2 separate regions of the Mus musculus genome follow, and region 1 is linked to region 2. Evidence: chromatin loops called from intact Hi-C (ENCODE). Cell type or tissue: heart. All regions are shown on one strand. Each heading gives the region's core, and the rest is flanking DNA. Links, peaks and the distances in the headings are about the cores only. Region 1 holds the start of Sncb (synuclein, beta). Region 2 overlaps Cdhr2 (cadherin-related family member 2).

Region 1 (8,326 bases), core at 12-8,011, 51 kb before region 2:
ATTTCTCGTCCCGGGTTTCGGCACCAATTCTTATACGCGTTCTCACACGCCCGGCCAGGAAAGAACACAACAAACCAGAATCTTCTGCGGCAAAACTTTATTGCTTACATCTTCAGGAGCCAGGAGCGCAAACCCCCAGCCCCAAAAGCGAAAGCCACCCCAATAACGAAACCGAAACCCCTTCCCTATTTAGGAGAGTTATCTTTCGCCTAGGACGCATCACTCCCTGATTGGCTGCAGCCCATGGCCGAGCTGACGTTCACGGGAAAGGCAGAGTACAAGTAGTCGTAAAATACCCTTGGCACATGCGCAGATTATTTGTTTACTACTTAGAACACAGGATGTCAGCGCCATCTTGTGACGGTGAATGTGGGGGCGGCTCCCAACACTCCCCATCTGCTCTCACACAAGAAAATGTTAGGAGGCCCAATCTTGAGAGGGTCTTGTGAGTACTGCTCTGATTTTCAGATGTCAGTGGCCAGGTGCTGCCAAGAAAGCTGTGCCCCACACCACAACCTACCAGTTCCGCTGTGTAGGCTTTCTGGAGAGCACAGCCTCCTCTTTGATCTGGGAGGTTTCTTAAGTACTGTCTTAGTTGGATTTCACTGCTGTGAAGAGACACCATGACCAAGGCAACTCTTATAAAGGACAACATTTAATTGGGGCTGGCTTACAGGTTCAGAGGTTCAGTCTATTTTCATCATGGCTGGAAGTATGGCAGCATCCAGGCACAACCAGGCAGACAGGGTGCTGAAGACGGAGCTGAGAGTTCTGCATCTTGATCAGAAGGTATCCAGGAGAAGACTGTCTTCTAGGCAGCTGGTCGGAGGGTCTGAAAGCCCACCCCCACAGTGACACATCTACTCCAACAAGGCCACACCTCCTAATAGTGCCACTCCCTGGGCCAAGCGTTCAAATCACCACAGGTTCTTTCTACTGTCTCCATGTATCTCTTCACACCCTCCCTGGGCCTGAGCATCACTGTCATACAAATGGTGATCTCTCTGGCCCTGACCTAACACACAGAAAAGCATATCCAACCGCCTATATGAAGAATCCTTGGGTGTGTCCTGGTGACTCTGAGCCAGACCCAAGCTGCTTTCTCCCAACACAGCAGCAATTACAAAGTGAAAGTGAAGATCAGCCATGATGGTCCAGACTTGCCATCCCAGCACTCGGGTATAGATGAGCAGGAAAGTTACTAGACTCAGAAAAGCCAAGACTACAGCAAGGTCCCATCTCACAGAAGGAGTAGAAAAGAACAGAAGATAGGAAAAAAGAGCCCCATCTCCTATGGCCACACAGTGCTCCCACATGTTTCTGGCCCTCCTCCTGCATCCTCTCTGGCTACCTGCTCTTTGCTGTGGACACTGTGTGACCACAGGCCTGCAGCTCTCATTGCCATACCTGCCCCCACACCATAAGGGACTGTCGCCTTAAACTAACTTAAACAGTAGAAACGGCTAGGTAACTAACAGTCAGGCATCCCTTTAATCAGAGCACACGGGAGGCAGAGGCAGGTGAATCTCTGCAAGTTTGATCCAGCCTGGACTATATAGTGAGACCTTATCTTAAAACAAAGAAAAAACAACAAAACCACAAACTCCCCAAATCATCCCATGTCTTGCTGTTCCCTACGCCGAGACACAAAGGTCCATCTTTGTCCCTTCCCTTCTCTGTCTTGACCCGCTTTCCTGCACTCTTCGTCTTACCAGCATTCTGCGCACAGGCCACAGAAACTCTGACCAGCTCATCTAACAGACATCCACAACCAAACACCGACTGGCTCTACCTCTGGGAAGACAGAAAGCTCCACAGCCACCCTGCAGCCTGCAGTGATGCTGAGCCCACTGCCCGGCAGTCCACGGGAGGCTTCCCAGACACCAGGGCTGGGGTCAGTTGCTCGCTCTGTTGATGCTGGACACTCTAGGAAGGGTGGCATTGCTGTCCATGGCCACTAGCAAGGGCTGTCACCATCACCTCTTCCCCTCCTCATCAGAACAGACCCTGTGTTCCTGCTGAGACTAGTCTCCAGCTACAAGTGCCAGCCATGTGTCCTGCATGTGAGGAAGCTGAGGTAGCAGAGGTTGGCATTGTCTGTCTGTAGAGGAGGAGGGGGTAGGCTTTGCCTCAGAAGGTAGTGAGTCCCCAATCACAGGAGTGGACAGTTGCAATGTCATGAAGCTACGCATCTCCCGAGCTAGGGAAAATAACCACGCAGCACAAAGAAGAAAGGTGAGTGTATTAGTCAGGGTTTTACTGCTGTGAACAGACACCATGACCAAGGCAAGTCTTATAAAAACAACATTTAATTGGGGCTGGCTTACAGGTTCAGAGGTTCAGTCCATTATCATCAAGGTGGGAGCATGGCAATATCCAGGCAGGCATGGCGCAGGAGGAGCTGAGAATTCTATGTCTTCATCCAAAGGCTGCTAGTGGAAGACTGACTTCCAGGCAACTAGGGTGAGGATCTTATACCCACACCCACAGTGACACACCCATTCCAACTAGGTCACACCTATTCCAACAAGGCCACACCTTCAGATGGTGCCACTCCCTGGTCCAAGGATAATACAAACCATCACAGTGAGGAAGCAGAGCCATCTATCCTGGGACTGCCCCTTTCTGCCCACTTCCGAGGCAATTCAGTTATGGTTTTGTGGCTGTCATTAAAGAGTCCTGTCTTTCCTGGCGATGGATGTGTACAGACATCCCTGGGTACCCTCAGAGATTGATTCCAGGACCCACGGCAGGCACCGAAATCAGTGGATGCTCAAGGCCCTCATGTATAATGGTGTGACAATGTACATAGGCTGCACCCCACCTTCTGCAGACTCTAATCACCCTGGAGGACTTCTATGACCTGACACAGCAGGGTGCTAGGTAACTATCACTTAAAAGATAACGACAAAAAATTATGTGTTCAGCATAGATAATGTTTGTTTACATAATTTTCCTTCTTGTTTAAAATTTGTTTTTTTTTAAATTCTGTATATATGTGTACACACACACACACACACACACACACACACACACACACACAAGAGCACATCCCACAGGCCTGTGGAGACAAGAAGATTCCCTGTAGCTAGAATTATACCTGGTGGTGAACAGCCTCATGAGGGCACTGGGAACTGAACTCTGGTCCTCTGGAAGAACAGTCACTGGGCCATCTCTCCAGCTGGTCTTCTTGATTGGTTGTTGGTTGAGTCTAAGGTTGCAGAACCCTTTGATAGAAAAGATCAACTATATGTGTATATTTGTATGGAACATGTTTGTATATAATACATATGGTCTGTGATAAACACTTAATAGTGTGCACATATACACTTATATCTAATATATACAAATACTTATATACAATAAACAGATTGCTATGCATAAAACTATATTCTTACATATAACTTGTTAAATATGTAAGTATGTAATATAATTTTCTATGTATCGAAATCAGCTTGCTCAACACCTACAATCTTTGCACCGGCTTCTCACTAACACCATCTTTACTCATTAGTGTGTTGTTGATACGTGGGGTGGGGGCAGGGGAGAGACAGCTCATGGCTCCCAACCACACCATCACACTGTGCCACTGGGTGGATGTGCTATAAGGAAGTAACCAGATCTCTAAGAGGACGTTTAGAGCATTGTCAGTGTTTCCTACAGTGACTGTCCCGGCCCACGTGTAAGTGTGCACACGCAAGAATAGAGATCCGCAGGGTGAGTTCCTGGAAGGGGCACTGCTGATCCAAAAGGAGCATGCATTTATAGTCCTAGGAAACACTGCCAAACTGGCCTTCTTAAAGCCTCTGCCAACTTACAGCCCTACCACAGCCATGAGCATCCCCCCCCCCCCCGTGCCCTACTGTCTGCTGTTGGCACACCTCATCTCTCAAACGCCCAGACCAGCACTTCTGCCACCACTGCCCTCATCTGTGTTATATATCGTTAGCTTAAAACGCTCTTCTGATCTTGTTCCCGAGGGAAAACCTTACCCACCCCACGAGCCCCAAACTAAGTGCCACTTCCTTTTTACTTCTTTCCCTGACTCCCTGAGCTCACAGGGTCCCTTTCATCTGGGATGCCACACCTGCTTGGGTATAATTCTTTTATAGAACTGACTGAGGTCCTGCCGTGCATCTGGAATGCCCTCCCATAACCATAAACCATATGCTCTTGTCTGGGTCTTGAGCAGGTTGCACTGCATCCTGACTGCCCGTCAGCATGGTGGTGCCTCCCAGCCTTTGCCCTTGAGGGTCTGGTTCTGTGGATCTCACCCCCACCTGTCTAGGCCTACCTTGTTGCTTCTCCCGGATCTGTCTATTCCAAGTCGTTTCTTGGAAGAGGCCTTTGCTGTCTACCTACTTTGCCTCAAGTCCATTTCTTACATCAGCATTTCTCTGTCTTCCTATCTACTCTCACAGGCTGAAGTAACCCTGTATGATTCAAGTGTGGATACATTGATTTTGTTTCCTGCCTCTTGTCTCTGCACAGCCATGAGCGCGTCTTCCTGAGATACGAACCCTGCTTTTCTTTAGCACTGTTTCCACCCAACCTGCACCACCCATCCAAGCGGTGCCTAGAAGGGCATTGACTCCCTCCATTGGTTCTACAGAAGAGGAACCTTGCGTTTCAAAAGGTGAGGTAGGTAGTTCAAGATCCCACAGCTACTAACAAACGCAGCTAGGATTGGAATCGCTCTGAACTTCCAAGCCAACCGCATAATTTCTACACCAGTCCTCTCTCGCCGCATTGCCACCTCCCACCATCCTCAAAGACTACTCTTCTCCAGCACTAGGGTCCCCGGCTGCACGTCAGAGGCCCTCCCCTGGAGGCTCGCCTGCTCTGGGGAGATGTCACCCTCCCCGCCCCCTGTCAGTCAGGCGGAGGGGGCGGCGCGGCCACCAGGGGGGAGTGCTGAGCTCAGAGCTGCCGCAGCGCCGGAGCAGGAGCCGGAGCGGAGCCGGAGCGCGCGAGTAGCATCCTTGGTGGCAGAGCACCCAAGGCCAGAGCACTGCTGCACTCCAGCTCAGGAAAGGTGACTCAAGAGCCTGACCACGGCAGGACACCACTGGCCCCGAGTCCATCCATACCCAGCGTAGCCCAGCCCCGCGCATCTGCTCGCAGTAGCAGCCGCTGCCGCCACCACAGCTCCATCCCCCAGCCCGGCCCCGAAACCCAGGTGAGGCTCCGGAAAGAGCACCGAACTGGGGATCCAGGGGGATCTGGGGTAAGATGAGGAGCGGGATGGAGACTGCCCTGGGAGAAACGTGGGCACAGAAAAGGAAAGCGCTAAGCGGGCGCGGGCAGGTGCACTGCAGGATGCGCGTCTGTCCTCTCTGATTGCTACAGTCTGGGTGGACGTGCGGACGTGCGTCCGTGCCCGTGTGCCGGAGTGTCCATGCGCTTCTAAACGCCCCGTGTTCTGTGTGTGTGCACGTGAGCATGTCCATGGTGTGTGTTTGTATGCAGACCGTGTGACTGTTGTGTGTACAGACAGGCCCCGGTGTTCGCGCCGAGCCTAGCTTCCGGTTCTGCGGGCCTGCAGGTTGCAGATCTCCGGATAACTGAGGTGCTGGCCCCTCCCCGCATCCCGGGGTTTCAAGGACGCTAGGACTCGCCGCAGCATAGCTCTGAGGCCTAGACCTGGGAAGTAGAGAGGGTAGGAGGGGGCTCCCGGCCCAGAAGCGCGCCAAGTCTGAGGAAGGGAGGGAGGGGGCACCAGGTCCCCTGGGAGGGCCCGAGTGAGGGTGCAGAGCCAGCGCCCCGGCACTTGTGTGTTCGCCCTCCCCAGGCCGCCAGGATGGACGTGTTCATGAAGGGCCTGTCCATGGCCAAGGAGGGCGTTGTGGCTGCAGCTGAGAAAACCAAGCAGGGGGTCACCGAGGCAGCAGAGAAGACCAAGGAAGGCGTCCTCTATGTCGGTGGGCAAGGGGCTGCAGGGCTGGGTATCTCCTGAGGGTACCAGAAAGGGTCCTCAGAGTGATTGAGGGGTCTGGGCATGAGAATATGAGTCAGCAGATGGGCGAGGTCAGTAGGGGTCACTGGGGACACAGCCAGTCCATGGAATTGGGAGGTGGGGATGGGATGGGAGCTGGTGGAGATGATGTTCAAATGAAAAACCAGGGACCAAGGTGTTGAGCTCTCCAGAGTTTCCTTTTTCTTACCCCGTCATCACTATTAATAGTGACCTGGTGGGGAACCTTTACCTGAGGCCAAGAGCAATGAAATGCTATAGCATCTAACATTCCTGGGCTAGTCTACAGATCAGCGACTCTGGGGCCCTCTGTTAACCACTCTGCCCAAGGTCACACAGCTGGTAAAGCCAGAAGCCCGGGTATAAATCCCGCTGGAAAGCCCCACTTTCCTGGTTATTGGCGGGCTCTCTCCAGCTACCAGCCCCCGCCCCCCCCCCCCACACACACACAGCCTGTGGTTTTACCTTGGCAGTCTCTCCAGTTCATCGTCCCAGCAGCTGCCAGCTGGTATCAGGACAAAGGTCGGGAGGTTAATATCTCTCACCCAAAGTGTGAAAGGGGAGTTTGTAAGGGTTATTTGCATAATGAGAGAAAAGGGCTGGAAATGGAAGTTCACCCCTTGTTTCAGGGCTCAGATCATAGGTTAGGGCTTGCTCTTGTGGAAAAGAGCTGGATGTTTTGTCCAAGGTCATTTGCAGGCTTGGATTGTGACCATTAAAAGCATACTGTGTCTCGAGCGAGCGTTGTGTGGATGCCGAGAGAACAACGGAGCTGTGATCTCCTCACGGCAAGGCGCAGCATTTCAGGGGCAGGATCTGACATCGAGCAGCAAGTGTGGGGATCATTTGGGGGAAGAGAGCAAAAAGGGGAGCTACTGGCAGGTGGTGCACAGGATCAGCCCTGCACCTTACTTAAGGGTCCTGGGAAGGCAGAGAGGCAGGATGCAAAGAACCATAGAATGGGCGGAAAAGCAGGGGGCAGGACTCTTGTTGGAAGAGCTCAGATGGGCAGTCAAGAACCGATCCGTAAGAAGACCACATAGGTCAGGCTGGAGCATCCTTGTGATTGCTGTTAGAGGCTACAAGTGAGAGAGACTGACATGATCTGGTTAGTTCAGAATAGTTCCTTGGACCTTTGGGGACCGAGCAAATTGCAGGGAGACCAGGACACATTGCCACCTGAGACAAGAGCAGTAGTAATTAAGCCCAGCAGAAGAGTGTCTTGAGCCCACATCAGCCTAGCAATGCCCTGGCCTCCCTTCTTTACCCATCCCTCCTTCCTATCCTTCCTTAAACCCCAGGACCACATTATTGACTCTCTGCTCATAGGCTCTGCCTCTCCCGGCTGTGGTGTCTTCCCCCTAGTAGGTGCTTCCTTCCTTCCTCCCTTGCTCAAGGGAACCTCTGTGTTATGGCCTCTGCTCCTAGAGCCTGGCATGAGGTGCCCATCATGTCTTCCTCCGCCTACATTCCCAGCATGGCTTTTACCATACATACCTCGTGCCCTGGTCTTCAGGTGGAGTCCTGCCTGCCTGCTTTTGGGTTCCTCCTCCCTAATCTCTTTTTAGAATACCCATGTGTTCCCCATTTCTCAAGGCCTAGGCATTGTCCCCACCTCTTGCAGTTCCTTAGAGTCTAAATATCCTCTCCCTACTAATTAAGGACAGAGAGTGAGCCATTGGCCCAAGCTTTGCACATAAAATGTGCAAACAATCTGCTGGTGAGTGAATGAATAGTGTGCAGGCAGACTCCTATCCCTTGAGCCTCCAGAGTCTTGTTGGCCTCACCTTTTCCTCTAGCTAGCTTAGATTCATCTCCTCTGTGGTGGCCTTAGCCCAGCCTTTGGTTGCTAAATCTTCACACAACAGATTTCCCAAGCAAGCCCTAGAGGATACATACATTGTGGTCAGAATGTCTTGCCTCTTCCAATACTACCCAACCATCCTGGTGAAGACACAGCCAATGGCATGAGTGCCTTCTGCAATCTGAACCTCACCTTTAGACTCACCTGCACCTAACACTCTCCACTTTAGCCAGAGGAAGAGCTGGCCCTTTGTTTGGAGGAGACAGACTAGCAGAAGTGCAGCAGGGGCCAGGGCATGGGACAAGAGCATGGCCGTTCTTCCCAGCATCACTACCTCCCATCCTGGGCTACACCATAGCTGGGAACAGTTTCAAGTCGGGCTTGGATGCTCACCTGGCCACTAACTGCAGGGCCCTTACTGTGCTTCTGTTTTCCAACTATGAAGAAAGAACAACACCTCACCCACCATCACAGCCCAAATGGTAAACCAGGAGACGCTAAGAGCTTTACCCTGGTACTCAGCCGGCCTCCACTGGTGGGGTGTGGGT
Region 2 (8,326 bases), core at 82-8,081:
TAAATGACCCTTGTGCAGTATTCCCAATATACTCATAATGGTGGATTGGTCCAGCTGTGAGTGCTCTCATGCTTCCAGGTGTTAGACATTTGGTCCATAGTGTGTGATGATGTCAGGGGTTGCAGGAGCCTCTGGGAGGTAGGACCTTTTGGGAAGTTGTCCCTCGTCCCTTCCCTTCCCTTCCTCTGGTTCCCTATCTTGTCATGTGATCTCTCTGTGTCATACAGGACCCCATCATGTGATTCAGTATACTATCAAGTCCTCACAGGGCACAGTGGATGACACCCCACGCCTCTGAGTCTCCAGAACTAAATAAACCTTCCTCTTTGTAGAATACCCTGCCCCGGGTATTTTATTATAGTCATAGAAAACCAATAATGTCTTTCCAATTGTTTTTCTGGAATGGACACACAGCTGGGCACTTTGTACTTTTTTCAGGGTGCTCTGTTGTTTCTCCCAGCCCCATGGCAAAGTAGAGAAGATTCCCATCCCCCACGCCCACCCCCAAGCACCTTAAGATCTTACCCATTTCCTGGAAGCAGACTGTAGGTGATAGGACCCCATTCATCCCCATCCAGGTCTGTAGCCTGTAAGGCAAAGATGGCAGAACACTGGAAACAGGGCCATCTGTGTCACCAAGAGACCCATCTGACACAGTTGCTGTGCATCCTGGCTCCAAAGCTCACCATGTCTGCATTCACACCTAGACACTCCACACACCCAGATACATCGTACGCACACTCGCAGAGACCCAGTGTCACTGAATGAAACAAAGTCTGGGACAGTCTGAGCTCAGGCCTGCTCAGCAGCTCTCCCCCAGCATGATCCAGCCAACATCACTCACCTGGATTTTGTCAGTGACCAGATAACCTGTTGGACAGTGCTCTGGCACAGTGAGTTCATACAGGCTCTGAGAGAACACAGGCCTGTGGTCATTGATGTTTCTAAGGTGGATGGTCACCGTGGCAACAGAGTAGTTGTTGCTGACTGAGTCAGTGGCCACAACCTGAGGACAGAAGAGCATGCATCGGTACAGGGTACAAGGGCCCAGTTGCCAATGGTGCCCGTATCCCTCAGCATCTCAGCACACCATACCTCCACAACCATCACTGTCTCCTTCTCATAGTCCACCATCTCTGAGTTTCTCACCACCACCTGCACACTGACAGACCCTGCTGCTCGCTCTGGGGACACATTGAAGGCTTCAGCATCCTGGCCATTCAGGGACAGCAGGAAGGTACCATTGTCGCCCTGTAAAGGAGGGTGATATAATACGGACTGTGCTGCTGCCGTCACCTTCCTGCGTCTTTCCCTCCCTCTCCAAGCTCTGGCCTTCCACAGAAGCTCTGCCCGGTGAGACAGTGAGATGCACAGAGGGAGTCAGAAAAGACTGAGACAGTAGTCCAGGCCTATGAAGTTGGGCTGGCTGCTCAGCTGTACCAACGCAGCCTCGCCCACCCTTCACCACTGCCAGCTTACCACACCCGCCAGCCTACGCTCACCACTGAGCAGCCTCCACTCCACCCCACGTCGTCGCCCCAGGGAACCGTGGCCGTCCCCGTCACTCACTACCATCCTTTCCTGGTAATTCCTTCCAGGTTGACTCAGATCACTTGGAACACCACCTTTCTCTGAGGCTCCTTACTTCCCCAAACCACAGGCTACCCAGAGCCAACAGCACCCGAAACACAACCACCCACTGTTGCCTAGCACCTAATGTCAACCCCCACTCCACACAGCCTCTGCTTAGCACCCCTCAGCATTCCCCTGGACATCACCAAACAGCACACAACAACAACCTCCTCTTTGTAGATCCCTGCTGCCCGCCATATTACCACCATATTACTACCTCCCCTCCCCACGGACCCCACACATTGCCCTGCCTTGTGCTCTGTAATTCACTGTCACGTCAACCTCAACCACTATCAGTCTCTTTCCCCACCTTCCCTCCCCCTTTGCTGCTCCCCTCCCACATCTGTGATCTTCCCCTTCCCCAGTCCTCCGACATCAGTGTCCCTCCCCTCTCCCCTGCACCTGCCTGGTCTGGATCATAGGCCACCATGGTCAGACCATCGATGGAGATTCGGGCAGAGGCATGCTCGTCCACGTAGCCTATGAAGTTGACTTGGGCCTCCTGGGGGCTAAAGGAGCAGCCAGGGAGGCTGCAGTTGTAAAATTCCGGCTTGTGGTCGTTGACATCTGTCACCCTTATTGTGACCCACATGCTTGCCTTGGCCTCTTGCCCGTAGATGTTCAGATTCTTCTCGGTGGCCTGAGGTGCAGAACAGAAGCCAACGAGCAGAGAGCGGTGCTCAGAGAGAGTGAGAGCAAAAGCCAAGGGGTTAGAGACGGGGAGTTCCACTCACCGTGACCTGTATCTGCACTTCTTCGTTTTCCAGAAGCAGCTGCTCTCTGTCCAGGGAGCCATTGACGAAGATGACCCCATCTTCCCTGATGTCGAACCACCCAGGCCTCGTGGAGTCTGATAGAGGGAGGCACTTGCAGCAGCTGTTTGCAGGGGCTCTGACTACCACGCCCCACCCCAGCCTCACCCAAGCCTTCTCCAGGGGACACCCAGGTTCTCACTGGAGACACTGTAGGTCACAATGTCATTGATGCCTTTGTCACTGTCCACAGCCTCCACGGTCAGCACGGACGTCCCCTGGGAGGAGGCTCGGTGAGTGCATCTGATCTTCTTCTCAGGCGGCCATGGCTACCCAGCACCCTCACCCCATACCACCTCCCCCAGCACATACCAAGGTGGCATCCTCAGCCACAGAGGCTGAGTAGAACTCCCTGATAAACCGAGGGTCCAGGTCTGGCTCATCAATCACTGAGATGGATACGAAGACCGGCTGGGAGCATTGGGTTTTTGGCTTGTTATCCAATATTCCCCCTGAGTCCTGTAGGGGAAAGAAAGCCTTCTGTGAGCCAGTGCCACAATGATGAGCCCCCTAGCTCTGCTTACACCCCACTCACACAGGCCTTCAGCTCCAGCTGGTAGAAGGCACTCTTGTTGTTGTAACTGAGCGTGTCATTCAGTACAATGGAGCCATTTTCCAGGATGCGGAAGAGATTATTGCTGTTGGCGGTGCTGGGGATGACCTGTGACACAGAGAACAGTTGGGTGAGGTCCCAGTGACACCACTGTTCCTCCTTACTGGCAGAGACATAGGGTCAAATCCTGGCTCTACCATGGGCCAGAGCACAAACGTGTCCAAGGAACTTAATCTCTCGGAGCCTCGGTTTCTCCCCTGGACTGGTATAGATGCCTGGGGGGGGGGGGTTGAAACTAAGTTTTTAGTTGGCGTACAAAAAGTTCAAAAAACACACGTGCCTCAGTTATCTGGGTAAGTTTGAGCAAGAACCCAGGGCCTCCCTGAGCCTTAAGCTCTCCTGGGAGCTATGAGTGTTTTAGCTTATAGGAGGCCTTGACAGTGCTGGTGAAGGGGGTGGAGGCAAGATTGGGTCCTCCCTCAGCAACTGGGAAAGTGTGACTTCTCCCTGTTGGGGGCTGAGGGTGGGGGGTGGGGATGGGGATGATCCGGAAAAAGGCTGGGGAGCCAGGGTTGTGGTTGTCTGTGAAGATGCTGCCCCCTGGTGGACGTAAGACACAGTGAGGCCGGCTCCCACCTGGGGCCCCAGGGACTCTTCACACTCACCTTCTCTATGAAATATTGCACCAAACCGGCTGTCCCTGTGTCCTTGTCCTCTGCCAGCACAGAAAACACCACAGAACCGACTGGCAGGGTCTGTAAGAAGGGGCTTTTCACCTGTATGTCCCTCCCACCCCAACCCTGGGCTGGGCCTTCAGCAGAGGCATCAGATGGTTAAGATGGGAATGCCCAGCAGGACAGCCCCACACACACACCCGATGAGCCTGAGATGTACAGTTAAGGCCATAAGTGAGAGAGCATTCTAGCCTGGGTATGGCTCTCCCCTACTCAGATATTCCTGAAGGCTCCCTGTAGCCCTATGGCCCATGGCCACGGTCGGATTCCCTCACACTTGGCTTCTGAAAGTTTCCCATTCTTCCCAGAACATGGCTCAAACAGTTTCAGTGGCCCTCAGAAGTCAGGCTGCTGCCTGTCTCTACCCTCCCCATGCTCTATCTACCCTCTAGCCTCTGAGGCCAGTCTCACCACTGCCTGAGGATTCCTGTCAGTCCAGACCTCTGCATCCTCTCTAGGTGGCCTAAAGTGACTGGATGGAAAGCCAGGCCAGTGTGTGCTGAGACCACAGAGAAATGGCCAGTCTTTCTGCTGAAGCTGCAGAGGCAGTGAGATAGCTCAGAGCCAGAGACACTAGGCTGCACACCTCAGGGCAGAGGCAGCCAGTGACAGAGAGACAGCAGTGACAGGGAGACAGCAGTGACACAGAGAGACAGCAGTGACAGAGAGATGGAGTGACACAGAGAGACAGAGTGACACAGAGACTTCAGTGACAGAGAGACAGCAGTGACAGAGAGTGACACAGAGATGGAATGACACAGAGAGATGGGATGGAGTAACACAGACTGCAGTGACAGAGAGATGGAGTGACAGAGAGATGGCTGTGACACAGAAAGACAGGATGGAGTGACACAGAGATGGAGTGACACAAAGACAGCAGTGACAGAGAGATAGAGTGACACAGAAAAACGGATTGACACAGAGATGGCAGTGACATAGAAAGATGGCAGTGACACAGAGACAGCAGGGACACAGAGATGGAGTGACAGAGAGACAGCAGTCACGCAGATGTGACAGGCATAGGTAACACTGTCACCACCGACACTGTCTAAATCAGCATACCTCCATTCTTCAGAAATATGCGATAATCACCTTTCTCTGTGTACTTTTCCTACAACTGAGAGATTTCTAATCTGAAGTGCTTTCCTGTAAAAAAGACGCCCCTGTTGTTATGGCCCTGCACCTCCCAGACCAGTTTCCAGGTCTCGCTCTACTGAGTAGTATCTTGGATGCCCTCCCCATGCCCTGCCCCACTAAGACCCCGGAGATACCTCATTGATGCTGGTGGAGAATTCAGTGTTCAGGAAAACAGGTATGTTATCATTTCTGTCTTCCACAATCACTTGCATCTCGGCTGTCTGCAGATGAGAAAGCCCAGGTGAGGTCAGAAAATATAACTTACAATGCCAGGATAGCTTCAGGGATGCTACACAAAATGCTGCTATCTAGCAGTATGATGTATGCCCCTTCCCTCCTCCATCCTCCCTCTCCATCCTTCATGGTTATGCGTGCGTGCGTGTGTGTGTGTGTGTGTGTTTGTGTGTGTGTGTGTGTTGTATATTAGGTGCATGTGAAGTTGCAAGCATTCAGTTTTTTAAATCTGGAACGTGTTTGCTCCATAACAGGGCATGGTTTAGCACTTTTTCTTCCCGTACTGTAATCCTTGATCAACCTGAGTACCCGATGAAGGGAATCAACTAAAGTACCCTGAAGGGTTCCCACGCCGTGAAACAGACGTGATGTTCTGTGCAACCTTGTGAGTGCCAGCAGAAAGTCTTTGACCAGATGCAGTCCCTTGGCACTGAGCCAGAACCATGAGCCATAATAAATCTGCTCTCTTAACTGCCTTTATTTATTTAAACAGAGCCTCACCTATCCTAGGCTGGCCTGAAACACACAGTAGCCAAAGGTGGACTTGAGCCGGGCAGTGGTGGCACACGCTTTTAATCCCAGCATTCGGGAGGCAGAGGCAGGCGGATTTCTGAGTTGGAGGCCAGCCTGGTCTACAAAGTGAGTTCCAGGACAGCCAGGGCTACAGAGAAACCCTGTCTTGAAAAACAAAACAAACAAACAAACAAACAAAAGAACTATAGATTCTTGTGCCTTCAGCTCCCAACCACTGAGATTACAGGCTTTTGCCACCAAACCACCATGACTTTAACAGGAGGATAGAGGAGGAGGGCTGGGGGAGCCACTCAGTGAAAGAAAGAAAAAATGGGGTGTATGCAGAGACTTGGAGACAACATTACGCCAGTCACTGAGCAGACACAGTAACTTTGAGACAACAGACACAGTCAAGACCACTCTGTTGCTCTTCTAGAGGACCAACAGTCAAACCCAACACCCATGTGGTGACTAATGACTGATGCGGCTCCAGTTCCAGAGGACCCAGCGCCCTCTTCTGGCCTCTGTAGGCATCAGGCATGCCCACAGTGTAGGGGCATACATGCAGGCAAAGCATTCACACACATGAGGTAAAAGATAATAATTTTTAAAAATCAGTAGTTATATTAGTACAAGCCAACACTGTCATTTTATAATCCAAATACTTAGTAGCTAGTAAATATCAAACGCTGGGTCATGTTGTATGACGAGGTAAAACACATCCTTCTGAAAATAATCAACACTGAAACACTATCAACTGGGGTACTCTCTGCTTGCCTGAAATAGACACGCGGTCAGAGGTGGACGCTTGGCACCATCTGCCCCACCCCTGGCCACCCTCCCCTCTCTCCTTTCACTCACTCTGATGTTGAGACCATCACTTGTGGAGATGGTGATCTTGAAGAAAGGAACTGTCTGTAGCAGCAGGGAGAAAAGAAGCCCTGTTCAGTGGGGGACCCCAACCATGCTCCCAGAACTCTGGCTCCAAGCACCGCCCCTGCCTGTTCCCTCTCCCCAGGCTTTCCCTGTCCCACCATCCTCTACCTCAAAGTCCAAAGGGCTGGCAAGCTTCACTTCCCCAGTGTTCGCGTTGACGGAGAAGTAGCTGGCGTTTGGGCCACTGATTCCATAGGTCAGGTGGTCATTATCACTGTCTGTAGCCACCAACCAGAAGGCCACGGCACCTACAGATGAACAAGGCTGACCCGGGTCCATGCCTACCTCTTTTAGGGTGGTTTGATTCAGCGGCCCACAGGGCAGAGATGCAGATGAGACTTGAGAGCTGGGATTCTGATCCCCCCCCAATCACCACCAATCCCCCCACAAACACACATCACCACCGAGAGCCTCTCTTCCTGTCTCTGTGCACTACGCGTCAGTAAGACTAGAAATGGCTGTACAGTGTTCTGTGGAAGACGCACTCTTGGCTGGAAGGTACATTGGCCATTTAATGGCTGGTTTTGTTTTGTATTGTTTTTGTTAAAACTGTGTTAAACGACCATCTCATGATAAGAGAGACCCTTTCTGATTAGAAAATGCTACGATGCAGGAAGATATGATTCTGGCTCGAAGGAAACATGGGAGGGATGCTTATCTGAGGTGTTCTGTCCTCAAGCTGATGAGCAAGAGTCCTGACTGAGGTCCTCTGTCCTACACAACCCCAGAATCAACCAATCTCAAATGGATCAGCAGAACGATTTTGTATCCAGAGAGGCTGGTTCCAGGACACTCCTGAGATGCTGAAATCAGTGGATACCCAGGACCGTCATGGAAAGTGGTGGGGCTTTTGCTGTAGAACCCAAGCCTGTCTTCCCTGATTTCAAATCCCCTCTAGATGACTGTAACACTGACTATGGTGGAAATAGTTGATTTATGAAGTAAGGACAAGAATAAAAGTTACTACAACCCCTCCTCCCACCCCCACCCCCACCCCCACGAGTATTTTAGCCCCTGGTGGCTGAACCTGCACTGTTAAACCATACATGCAGAGGGCTGACTGCACATGTGATCATTCAAGGGCTGTTCCTTAGACATGGGCAGGAGGTATGTGAGAATCTCAGGATAAACGCTGGGCTCTGTCTCAGCATAAAGACCCTTACTCACCCACTGGTAAGTCCTCTGGCAGGGTTACTAATGTCATATTGACCCCAAATGATGGTGGCGAGTTGGCTGTCACTGTAGGGACACACAGAAGAGGAGGTCTGGACACCCTGCACCTCACCACCTTTGGATGCCTCCCCCTTACATCCAACCTTCAGCCCAGATCACCCAACTAAGCCAAGACTCTTCTATAGTCCTCCCAGGGCCTACCTAGTGTGGGTCATTTTGTCTGGGCATTCACTAGTGAGACCCAAGTCCCACAAGGTCTTGCTGGGGGTCCCCAGTTTAATACTGCTCTTGCAGGGGAGGGAAGCACTCACCAGATACCATGAAGGCAGGAAGCAGTGCACAAAGCAGCCACAGCCAGGCCATCTTGAAGGGACCTAAAAGAAAAGGTGTCACGAAAAGGCAATTAGGCACAGCCCTCCCTCCTGACAAAGCCCACTTGCCTAGGTTTGGCCCCAAGCTATCTGTGTCCTTCATTCTGTAGCTCTGCCAGGGTCTCTGCCACCCTCTGTCCATCTTCCACAGGGAAGTCAGAGAGTTGGAAGGATGCTTGAATTTACACTTAACCCCAGAAGTCAGCACCAACTGAGCGAGGGGTGCTGTTC

Evidence for each region. A loop is a pair of places that touch in the nucleus more often than their neighbours do. Peaks named below come from ENCODE experiments on the same cell type or tissue, not always from the same donor. Only the 100,000 strongest peaks of a DNase experiment are listed, where the experiment ranks them.
Region 1: it touches region 2 in a loop (2.2-fold over the local background); 8 of 42 quality-filtered maps call a loop at or near these places.

What each region holds. Positions count from the first base shown.
Region 1 is chr13:54,763,158-54,771,483 of GRCm38, reverse strand. It overlaps Sncb (synuclein, beta), which reads left to right and starts at 4,889. Exons shown (of 6, transcript NM_033610.3): 1 at 4,889-5,179; 2 at 5,792-5,921. The coding sequence starts at 5,801. In heart, for the core only: a CTCF peak has its summit at 4,898 (motif pointing right); no DNase peak of the experiment used is centred there; H3K4me3 peaks cover 1,323 bases; H3K27me3 peaks cover 4,560 bases.
Region 2 is chr13:54,712,389-54,720,714 of GRCm38, reverse strand. It overlaps Cdhr2 (cadherin-related family member 2), which reads right to left. Exons shown (of 32, transcript NM_001033364.3): 2 at 8,036-8,098; 3 at 7,719-7,790; 4 at 6,660-6,799; 5 at 6,477-6,530; 6 at 5,003-5,089; 7 at 3,663-3,752; 8 at 2,980-3,105; 9 at 2,757-2,903; 10 at 2,587-2,662; 11 at 2,367-2,482; 12 at 2,039-2,272; 13 at 1,096-1,251; 14 at 845-1,006; 15 at 526-587. The coding sequence starts at 8,087. Among named protein-coding and RNA genes, the nearest start is that of Cdhr2, 15 kb to the right of the region's middle. In heart, for the core only: a CTCF peak has its summit at 3,613 (motif pointing left); no DNase peak of the experiment used is centred there; H3K27me3 peaks cover 4,964 bases.